Regions from separate parts of the Homo sapiens genome. Here region 1 is linked to region 2. A link is an interaction called in ENCODE POLR2A ChIA-PET data of the cell type or tissue named here. Cell type or tissue: HepG2. All regions are shown on one strand. Each heading gives the region's core, and the rest is flanking DNA. Links, peaks and the distances in the headings are about the cores only.

Region 1 (5,385 bases), core at 67-5,066, 72 kb before region 2:
CCAGCCTGGGTGACAGAGTGGGACTCCGTCTTTTTTTTTTTTTTTTTTTTTTTTTTTGAGACGGAGTCTCACTCTGTTGCCAGGCTGGAGTGCAGTGGCGCGGTCTCGGCTCATTGCAACCTCCGCCTCCTGGGTTCAAGCGATTCTCCTGCCTCAGCCCCCCAAGTAGCTGGGATTACAGGCACGTGCCACCACACCCGGCTAATTTTTGTATTTTTTTTTTAGTAGAGATGGGGTTTCACCATGTTAGCCAGGCTGGTCTTGAACTCCTGTCCTCGTGATCTGCCCGCCTTGGCCTCCCGAAGTGCTGGGATTACAGGCGTTAGCCACCGCACCTGGCCGGGACTCTGTCTTAAAAAACAAACAAACAAAAAAACTGAAGTGTATACAACAAGGATTCTCTTGAGGGGAAGCCTGCATCCGATAATTTTACATTTATTAAACTGGTGGTGAAAGAGTTCTATGCAGTTGAAAGGAACAATCAGCTATGTAAATTGCCCTTACTCTGGACTTGAGAAAAGCAGAAGGAACACATCGCCCACTAGGAAGGACTTAAAGTTAGTCTTGAGAGCCTTGTCTTGATGAAAAGACTAAGTGGGGCCAAGGGAAAGCTGGCTGTATTGATGAGAAATGGAAATAAGGCACCTTTCTTTTTTTTTCTTTTTTTTTTTTTTTGAGATGGAGTCTCACTCTGTCACCCAGGCTGGAGTGCAGTGTGCAGTGGTAGTCCGTGATCTCGGCTCACTGCAACCTCTGCCTCCCGGGTTCAAGTGATTCTCCTGCCTCAGCCTCCCTAGTAGCTGGGACTACAGGCGCACGCCGCCACACTCAGCTAATTAAGGCACGTTTCTCAGAGGCTAGAAGCTGCCTAGAAGTTTTTTCACTCTGTTGGAAGAACCAAACCGTATGGCACATAGTAGGATTGTGTCCATCCTGCATGTCTCAAGTCACAATCCTCCAGATATTCAACCAAAGTGCTTGATTCTGTTGGCACAAGGACCATGAAATCTTCAGTAGCTAAGGAGACTCTTTGACAAATAGATTTATTGCATATGATGTAAAAGGGTCTCATTCAGAGAACTACACATTTACTACACATTTACTAGCTGTTAGATGTGAGAAATTGAAGCTTTGAGAATTGTCATTTTGTAAGCACGCTGTAATAATTGTGTTCTCTACAAAAATGGAGAAATACTTAATCTTTGCAGGTTTTTATTAGCTTCGAAAAAGGGAATACAAATATTTTGATACCTGACTTTATTTTAAAGATACTGGCAAGCAAGGAAAGATACTCAGTTTGCTAAATTATAGCATAGATTTGAAAGACGGAAATTTTTTTTTGTTATTTTGATTCTTTCTGATTCAGAACCTGCGTGAGTTTCCATTCCTGGGATAGAGAGCCCTGCCAAAGCCAACTCAGTCTCCTGTTATTGCAGAAATTTAAAGGTTACTTGAGCTGATTGATACCAATTAAAATAAAAGCATCTACTGCCATTTTATTAAACGCCCTATTTAATCTCCACATCCCAAGTTCATTCTCTCTCTCTTTTAAGGCTATACATGGGCCTCAACATTCTCTCTTCTTCAGTATCAGCTGTCCTCATCCCTATTCAAAGTCAGAATGACTTGGAATCTATTCAGGGCTGCTACTTAATTGGATGAAGAAAGTACTCTGTTGCATGCTAACCTCCCAGATTTGAATTAGAACCAAGGTCCTGAATCTACACAAGACCTTTTTCCCTTTCCTTTCTGCATTTATTTCTTTTTTTTCTACATCTTTCTTTTTGAATTTTTTTTTTTTTTTTTTTCTGAGATAGAGTCTTGCTCTGTCGCCAGGCTGGAGTGCAGTGGTGTGATCTTGGCTCACTGCAGTCTCCAACTCTGGTTCAAGCAATTCTCCTGCCTCAGCCTCCGGGTAGCTGGGACTACAGGCATACACCACCATGCCCAGCTAATTTTTGTATTTTTAGTAGAGATGGGGTTTCACCATAGTGGCCAGGATGGTCTCCATCTCTTGACCTCGTGACCTGACCCCCTCGGCCTCCCAAAGTGCTGAGATTACAGGCATGAGCCACCGCGCCCGGCCTCTTTTTGAATTTTTTTAAAAAAACACCTAAAGTTTAGGAAAGTATAAGAGGCCAAAGAAACAAGAGTTCAAAGAAACAAGAGTGTTATACACGCACACTTGCAGAAAGGTAGTAAAATATCTGTATAGTTCTGGCTGTCAAGCTTTTGGACTGAGATATGCGTAAGCAAGGCAAAAAGATCCCATAGTCCAGGAATATCAACCAGTCCAGTTTCCCAAGGAAACTAAAAGTAACTGAAAATGAGAAGGGTGCCATATAGGAAAATTGAAGGTGGGGCATAATTATTAATACACTGCTTTGGAAATGCTGGTATGGAAGATTCATATATGGACTTCAAAGCATACATGTCTTATACTTAGCTATGGGAAAATTATCATCAAAATCTTCATTTATACAAATCACGGGTATTAGAAATAAAATCAGGTATTGTGTACAGTCAGATCCCAGGTTTACACAAACTAGAGGTTTCAATTAAGTTTCCTTCATTTTATAAAACCATGACACAAGCTGTAAATAAAGGAGCTCTGGCTTTAGGCCTTCTTCTGTTTATAGACAGTAAATTTTAATCCTCTGTCCCTGCAGACCAACTCAAAGCAGTAACCTTGGCTACCGTTGCCGCAGAAGAAACACACCCTGCAGATTTCCAGTTCTATATTCAGTCTTAGAAAATTGGTCATGTTGAAAGGGAAAAAACAATTTTACTTTGCCTCAGTTATTGACACCAAGAAGCACTCCTCAGCCTGTTCAGAGGGGAAACAATGAGTCATTCATGCTGTCAGCCCAGGTGGTGCATGAATTCCAGACAGAGGCCGCTGAATTAACCCGTGGAGGCGTCTCTCTGAGCAGAGCCCGCAATGCGCCTGCTTGGGGCTCCCTGCAGCCTCTGGGGGAGGCAGGGCGGCCCAGAGCAGGCCTGTGCTGGAAAGGAACGCGAAGCCCTGTAACCAAGCCTGTACCTCTGCAGTGCTAGTCCCAAGGGGCCTCCGAGCTGTTTGTCACCATGTGATTGGCTCAGGAGAGGGGTGGAGAAATGAAAACACTCTGCCCAGGATATATTTAGTTGAAGTGCAGCTGGGGAAGTGCTTAAACAAGGGAGCTTTTGTCCTTATGTTGAAGTGTTTTTCTTAACTCCTCAAGGGTGAAAAACTTGAGCCACGTACTGATCCCATTCCCCCCCACCACCCCCAATATATTTTCTCTTCTTTAGGAAATGCTCTTATTCTGAAACTTTAGAATTTTCTAGGGTTTGTTGCATAAGAGGAAACTGAATAATTCTGATGCAGAACTGACACAAAATTTAAAGCACAAACTTTTAGTGGGAGACACAGTTAAGAAATTCAAATAATTTCTTAACACATTAGAAGTTTGCATTCTTGCCATTAATTTTCTGTAAGTTCAAACTGGAAATTGGCTATTTTCAAACGGCTTTACTTGAACTAATTTATGGAGTTAAAAACATAATTAAGTGTTATAAGCTGACAGAGCCCTGTTTCACTCGAGCTGATTCACGGTTTCCAGTAATGAAAGATATCCTTCTGCGCTGCTGAGCACAGCTTCTTTGCAACAGATGACTGATGAGCCGTGTAACGGCTCCTGTTCACATCCTCCTCAAAAAATGGCTGAAAACTGCCACCTTGCTGCAAGGCTTTATGTAAATACTGTATATTAGGGCACATTATCTATTATTAAGAAGTAATGTGGCTGGGCACTGTGGCTCATGCCTGTAATCCCAGCACTTTGGGAGGCCGAAGCAGGCAGATCACCTGAGGTCAGTTCAAGACCAGCCTGGCCAATGTGGTGAAACACCTCTCTATGAAAAATACAAAAATCAGCCAGGCGTGGTGGCGCATACCTGGAGTCCCAGCTACTCAGGAGGCTGAGGCATGAGAATCGCTTGAACCCAGAGGGGAGGTTGCAGTAAGCTGAGGTTGCACCACTGAACTCCAGCCTGGATGACAAAAAAAAAAAAAAAAAAAAAATAGCAACACAGGAAATATTTTCCATGAAAATTCCATTTGCAGTTATGAAGCAGGGGCAAAAACTTCTGGACAAGAAGCCCGTGGTTTTGTTGATACTAGCAAAGCAGGCTGTAATAGTGCTCTCCAGAGAAACAGAACCAGTAGGATGTGCATATTTATAGACAAAGATTTCTCTCTCTCTCTTTTTTTTTGAGACAGGTCCTTGCTCTGTCACTCAGGCTGGAGTGCACTGGCGTAATCTTGGCTTCCTGCAGCCTCAACCTCTCCTAGCTCAAGCAATCCTCCTGCCTCAGTCTCACGAGAAGCTGAGACTACAGGTGCATGCCACCATGCCCAGGTAATTTTTAATTTTTTGTAGAGATGGTGTTTTGCCATGTTGCCCAGCCTGGTCTCGAACTCCTGAGCTCAAGCCATCTGCCCGATTCAGCCTCCCAAAGTGCTGGGATTACAGGCATGAGCCTGACTGAGAGAGAGATTTTGTTTAAGGAATCGATCCATGCTTATGGAGGCTAAGTTCAAAATCTGCAGTGTGGGCTGGTAGGCTAGAGACCTAGAAAAGAGCCAGTGTTGTGGTTCAATCCAAAAGATGTCAGCTGACAGAATTCCCAGAATTTCTTCTTGTCTGGAGCCGGGAGAGCGAGAGGGAGTCTCTTGTTCTATTCAGGCCTTCAACTGATGTGATGAGGCCCACCCACAGTATGGAGGGCCATCTGCTGTACTTAATGTTCACCAATTTCAATGTTAATCTCATCCAAAAACACCCTCACAGACACATCCAGGAGAATCTTTGACCAAATGTTTGGGCACTGTGGCCTAACCAAGTTGACACATAAAAGTAACCAACCACAGGTTAACAAACTCATTTTAAAAAATTCATGTGTTAACTTCACTTGTTAAAGTAACAGCATTGCTTACCATGTTGTAGATGTTGTAAAGGTATAAAAACGGGTACCCTTACAACATCTGTATCCCCCTGAAGGCAAGGATCTCTCTCTCTCTCTCTCTCTCCCCCTCTCTCTCCCTCTCCTTCTATCCTGTTCTCCCTCCTCCCTCTTCTCTCCTGGGAGGCTTGCCCTTTCATCCCAGGGACCATGTTGTGAGGAAGTTCATGGAAAAGCCATGTGTAGATATTCCAGACGATAGCCCCCAGCCCACACCAACATCAACTACTAGACATGTGAATGAACAAGCCTCAGATGATTTTTTTCTCAGCCTTCAGAGTCTTCCAGCTGTGATCCAGACATGGTACAGCAAAGTCAAGCTACCCTCTGCTGTGCCCTGTCTTGATTTATTTATTTAAAATTTTTTTTTTAATTTTA
Region 2 (5,327 bases), core at 1-5,000:
ATTGTTTACCTTGACAGACATGGATTGCTGTCTGTTTTATTGTGTTTTTCTAATTTGGATTCGTTTTTTAAAGCATGACCTTGAGATTGCTAATATGCCACACCCTAATTTTTTGGTAGCAATTTATGAAAGTTGAGTTGTGACTTAAGGCCTCTTACAGCAGTCAAAAGGTAAGGTACCTTTATTCAAAGGGGCCTTTACTGTAATGTACAGTTTTTCTGTCAGTAAATTTCAGTTTTTAGGTTTTTGTACTGCAGAAAAATGACCTTGTCGGTTTAGCCATTGCTGCATTGCACCATTTTACATACAAGGCAAATTTTTTCTTTGAAGAATCCAGGATATCTAAACTTGTAACTGAGGGCCATAGAGAAGCCTTGTAGTAGTAAATTATAGTAAATAGACATATCAGAAAGTTATATGAATGAAAAAATGTACATTTAAAAACAAAATCACTTAAAGGACCCTTTGACTGATGCCTCTCAGTTTATATTTTTATGTGACTTTATATTTCTTTTGATACACTTGACATTTTAGGAAATTTTGATGTGATTTATCAAAACCTTTACTTGATGGTTAGAGTTCCTGCATTTATGAAATCAAATCTGTAATAACAGAAATCCTGGAATACTCTTAATATATACTTCTATTTTGTGTTTGTTACTGTGATTAATATTTGCAGTTGTATATTTTACATTTAAATTATTTTAAGGTTTGCATTTGTATGCTTAAGACATTGATTTCCTGTTGGTAGATGTATTTTATCCTCACAATTTAGATGTAGCTGCTTTAAATTTATTGATGTATTTCGACAGAGTCGTCTGGAATGCTTTATCTTCTGAAGCTTAAAAATGTACTGTTTGTGCAAATCATGATCTGTTTCACATTCCTTGGAGTACCTTGTTAGTGATGAAGTAATAAAGCCTCTAAGATGTTTTTGTTGTATGACCTCTGTATATTAATTTTTAAAAGTACATATGAATGCATTTTTTGATGTGTTCTTTATGCATTTTCATATTATAAATTTTAAATCATGCAGTTTAACAAGGATGTGATTCATTATGTGGTTTTCCTTCCCAATTTTTACTTTTCTAATTTTTATAAATAATACACTTTTCTATTAGGCTAGTGAATTTGAAAGTTTTGAACATGATGTGTTACTAATATGCTGAATTCTATTTATTTTATTTGACTGAAAGCATATTGAGCCTTGCTTTAGAAAATAAGTTACCAAATTTTTTTGCATTGAGTTGTCACCCAGTTTGTAGTGCTGTCTTAATTGAATTGCCCATGTAAATTACTAGATTAAATTGAGGACAGAAAAGTTTTTTACTCATCCTAAGCTGTTTTTTTCTGGAAAGTAATGACAATTTGAAGAAATGAGAACCTCCAGATATATTTGGCAAATTATTAAAGATTCAGCACTAAAATTGTTGCTCCCTTGAGTGTATCATTTGCATAGGTCTCACATGGGTTTTGGCTCTCTTATGCAAGGTTTGTGGTTAACATCATTGATCAGACTGTGCTTTCTAATTCTAAAAAATTGAGCAGTGTTGGTATTCTTTCAGTATTTTTACTCTCACCTGGAAAACTACCTGGAAGTTGTCAGGCATTTGCTTACTGGTAGTGGAGGTTACAGCTGTACATGAAGCATGTACTGACTGTACTTTTAAATTGGTTTGTCAAGTATACTTTGAATCATATACCTGATGGATGTCCAAAAATATTTAAGACTCTTTGAAAAGAAGATAGTTACTTTTAAATTAGTTACCCTAAATTTCATATCTTAATACATGTACATAATTATGACATCACTTCCTTTTAAAATGTGCAGCTGTAGAATGTTAGTGGTGTTTTAATGTGGTAGATTAATATTACTTCTACTGAGCTGAACTGTCCCTGTAATTAGTACTTGGTTCCTTCTGCCATCAGAGTTTTTATTGCCCAAAGTATAGTGTTTAGGGAATACTACGAAAATCACCTTTGCAGCCTGAGCCACAGAAGAGGAAATGAGTTTGCAGGTCAAGTAAACTTTGGTCTGAGAATTACTTTAGTATCTGGAAAGAATGAGTGCAAGTTTAGGTAAATCTGGTAATACCCTGTTTTTGGAAATAGTGCAGTAGTTAATAGTGGTTATATAAGTTTGTATTTTAATTTGAAGTTAATGCTAAAGTCTGTTATACTTTATCACGATTTTTGAAAATTAAAAACTTTAAAAAACGCGATTTTAAAAACATTTGATTGATATTTGTAAAATTTCTAAGTATTTAAAACAAAGTTCTAATGATGGACATACGAGAAGTATACCATACTTTTTATCTGAATAATTTGCAGCTTGGGGATAACTTAAGTAACATCAAAGAATGAAAACGGGACTGTGTGCACACAAAGAGTTCAGTGTGTTCTCCACGGCACCACGTTAGCAATTTATCTTAAGAATTGAACGAGTTTATTAAATTTATCTCCAAATCGTCTGCCTTTGAGCCAGATTTATTTTTATAACCTGAGGTGCGGGTAAATCCTACAATTTTCAGGGGCGCTTTACCAGATATTCTAAAAGGCTGGGGATGATTAGAAATGGCATAATGCAGTTACTTGTGTACTAGAACAGGCAGTTTAACTGGCAGCCATTTTATGACGCTGATAATACATTAAAAAACGGGATTTTGGAGAAGACTGAATCTAAACTAATAGAAATCTGAAATACCAAAGCCTATTTCCTTCCCCCTCTCTGCTCTTCTGGGGAACTCTGGTGCCGACATAAAAGGCAGTTCGATAGGGCACGCAGCAGCTCTTTGAGCCCCTGGCATCTTGATGCAGGTCCAGCTCAGTCACAAAATGGCTGTTCCTTTGTGCCGCAGCGCTGACAGACATACTGCATTGCACTGTGTACTCGCCAAACAGCAGGAAGTTGCCGTGCCGAGTTCAAAGGCCGGCCGGCGCCGGCGCGGGGTGCTGATTGGCTGTGCGCGCGCCTGGTAACAGCAGGGTCAACGGCGGCGCCTTCGGCAGCCTCCGCCCCGTGACGTCAGACGGCTCCCCTGGGGGGCGGGGAGAGAACGCAGTGACGTCTGGCCGCGTGCGCATGTCGGGCGCTTTCTCCTCCCCCTACCCAGGGAGCCGCACGCCGAGGGGAAAAGGAAGGGAACTCTAGTTGGGACTTTCCGGTGGGCGGCTTCTTTCCTGGACGCGTTTGCTCCTGGCAGTCTTGTCCGCCCTTGCCTGTAGCGGTCCGCACCCTGTAGTGTGTTCTTTTGCCCATTTCCGGGAATGGTTTATCCTCTTTGAGAAGCGGCTGCTTTTGGAGAAAAAGTGCAGGCACTATTTATAAATTTTAAAGGCACTATTTGGAAATCTTAAAATAGAAAATTTGCCCAGTTTTACATTTTCCCTTTTCATACCTTAGCGTCCCTTCTCCCCGCCCCCGTTCAGTGTGAAGAGATGAGTGGGTTTAATTTTGTTACAATTGACCAAAACGTTTGAGTGTCAGAGGCGGATACTTTTATTTTAGTGAAAACCTCTTGACGGGTGTTAACAGCTGTTTAATACATGGCTCATAAACAAAGGGAAGATTATTTGAACTTGTCCCCATGCGTTTTTACTTGGTACCGTACATTTTCTCAGTTGGCATTTGATGGAGAAAAACTCAGGTCAGTATGTGCTAAGTACTATATATTTAAGATTCACAGTGGGATAGTTTAGTAGAAAATAGAAAATTTCACGTTCAATAACATTAAAAAGTGGCAGAATACAGCGTTAGGCAACCATTACTATGTAAGTAAATGTCAGAAAACTACTCTTTTAAGTGTTAATAGCACTTGCTAATGCAGGGTGACTGACAGCTTGGCTGATAGTGGGGTCACTTGGCCAAATCTTCGCAATTATCTTCCCTAGGCCTCCATTTCGGGAATTCTGAGTCCCGGTAAACGGTTGGGTTTATGCTCACTGATTTGCCTTGTTTGGAAACCTTTACAAGGATTTCTGGTTAAAACTTCATCGTTCAGCAACGATGTCTTAATAATTAAATTACACATACTGAATTTAAGCAAGCAAGAAATTCAGTGGATTTATCTACTGTGGACAAAGTTTTTTTCCTGCCATACTAGAGTTTTTTTAGCAGTTGGAGTAGGCTGTCCTGTAGTTAGCCATAGTTTAGAGTTATTTTAGTAAAGTGTGTTACTTCAAAGGAGATGTTGACCCTTCAGTGCAGGTGATATTTGCTTGGGCGTATGTCAAGTTTCTGAATACAGTCTGTGAAAGTTAGAATTCACTATGATAGTGAGTTTTGTAGGTTCTCATAATCTAGGTTCTTTGGGAAGAATTATTTGGATAGTTTGTGAAAACTAGCTGAAATTGCTTTTTCTGTTACAGAGAAGTGTTCATCAAATAATTTGTACCTGATTTTAAAATTATATGCTCAAATGTATATTGCGTATAAAATGCTAACAGAGAATTAAGTGTTTATAGAACTTGATGAACGTTTAACTGTAGCTTCCAACTTAAAGTATACCTGCCACAAGAACGAAAGTAATAATCTCACCTCCCTTTTTGTGTAGAGACTGAATTCTAATTAGTTGTGTTAATAGTATTTGCTGAATACCTTTCAATTCCTAAAACTGGGGTCAAAGTAGTCAACATTGCAGTTAATTATTTTTGAAGAGGATATGAACTATTCTGTTATTTAAGATATTTTAACCTAAATACCATTATGAGTTAAAATGCATACCATGATATAACAATTTACCTATTAACTGTTGACAATCTTGCAGCCAATTAAGTTTTTTATAGAACCAGTGTTCTTAGGTATGTTTGTTGAGCCTTCTACTTTTTTTCCCTTTGATGTGGGGAATAGCATCAAGCAGCAAGAAAAGAGTGTTGATCGATTTCTCTCTCTTTCTCTCTCTCTCTCTGTATCCTTGCCGTTTAAAATATGCACTTTCCAACTAGTATTTGGCCGTTAGGGAGTTAGTATCTTTGTAAAGATTAAGTCAGCAGAGGAAGGTGGGCAAATAATATTTTTGATAAAGACTTTTGGTTGTGACAGTTGTAGCAAGTTATTGCTTGAGGAGTGAATCTGGAAGTTTATTTGAATTTTAACTAAAACTCACAGATTTTATCATTAGTTTACTCTCCCTTACCCCCAAATAAAACAACTGACAGTTATGAGAGACCTCCTGAGACCACCTGGTATTTCCAAACTCCTATCATTTCTCCCATAAAATTTGATACACTAAGTTTGTTTCTGGTATAAAAATTGAGTGACTGCTCTGTGTCAGCCATTAAATTTTTTCTTGCTATGAGCCATCTTTTTTTTTTTTTTTTTTTTAAGA

The links. Peaks named below come from ENCODE experiments on the same cell type or tissue, not always from the same donor. Only the 100,000 strongest peaks of a DNase experiment are listed, where the experiment ranks them.
Region 1: POLR2A ChIA-PET joins it to region 2 with 15 read pairs; 33 of 35 experiments call an interaction of 5 or more read pairs at or near these places.

The regions. Positions count from the first base shown.
Region 1 is chr15:92,828,941-92,834,325 of GRCh38, forward strand. No RefSeq gene overlaps it. Among named protein-coding and RNA genes, the nearest start is that of CHASERR, 51 kb to the right of the region's middle. RefSeq lists enhancers at 2,749-2,798, 3,179-3,378, 4,135-4,194. In HepG2, for the core only: no CTCF peak of the experiment used is centred there; DNase peaks (open chromatin) are centred at 3,011 and 3,631; H3K4me3 peaks cover 1,503 bases.
Region 2 is chr15:92,901,362-92,906,688 of GRCh38, forward strand. All of the region lies in intron 2 of CHD2 (chromodomain helicase DNA binding protein 2), which reads left to right. MIR3175 (microRNA 3175) reads left to right here and starts at 3,038; the gene lies at 3,038-3,114. RefSeq lists enhancers at 2,571-3,770, 2,632-2,811, 3,092-3,331 and a silencer at 2,882-2,931. In HepG2, for the core only: no CTCF peak of the experiment used is centred there; a DNase peak (open chromatin) is centred at 3,000; H3K4me3 peaks cover 4,767 bases.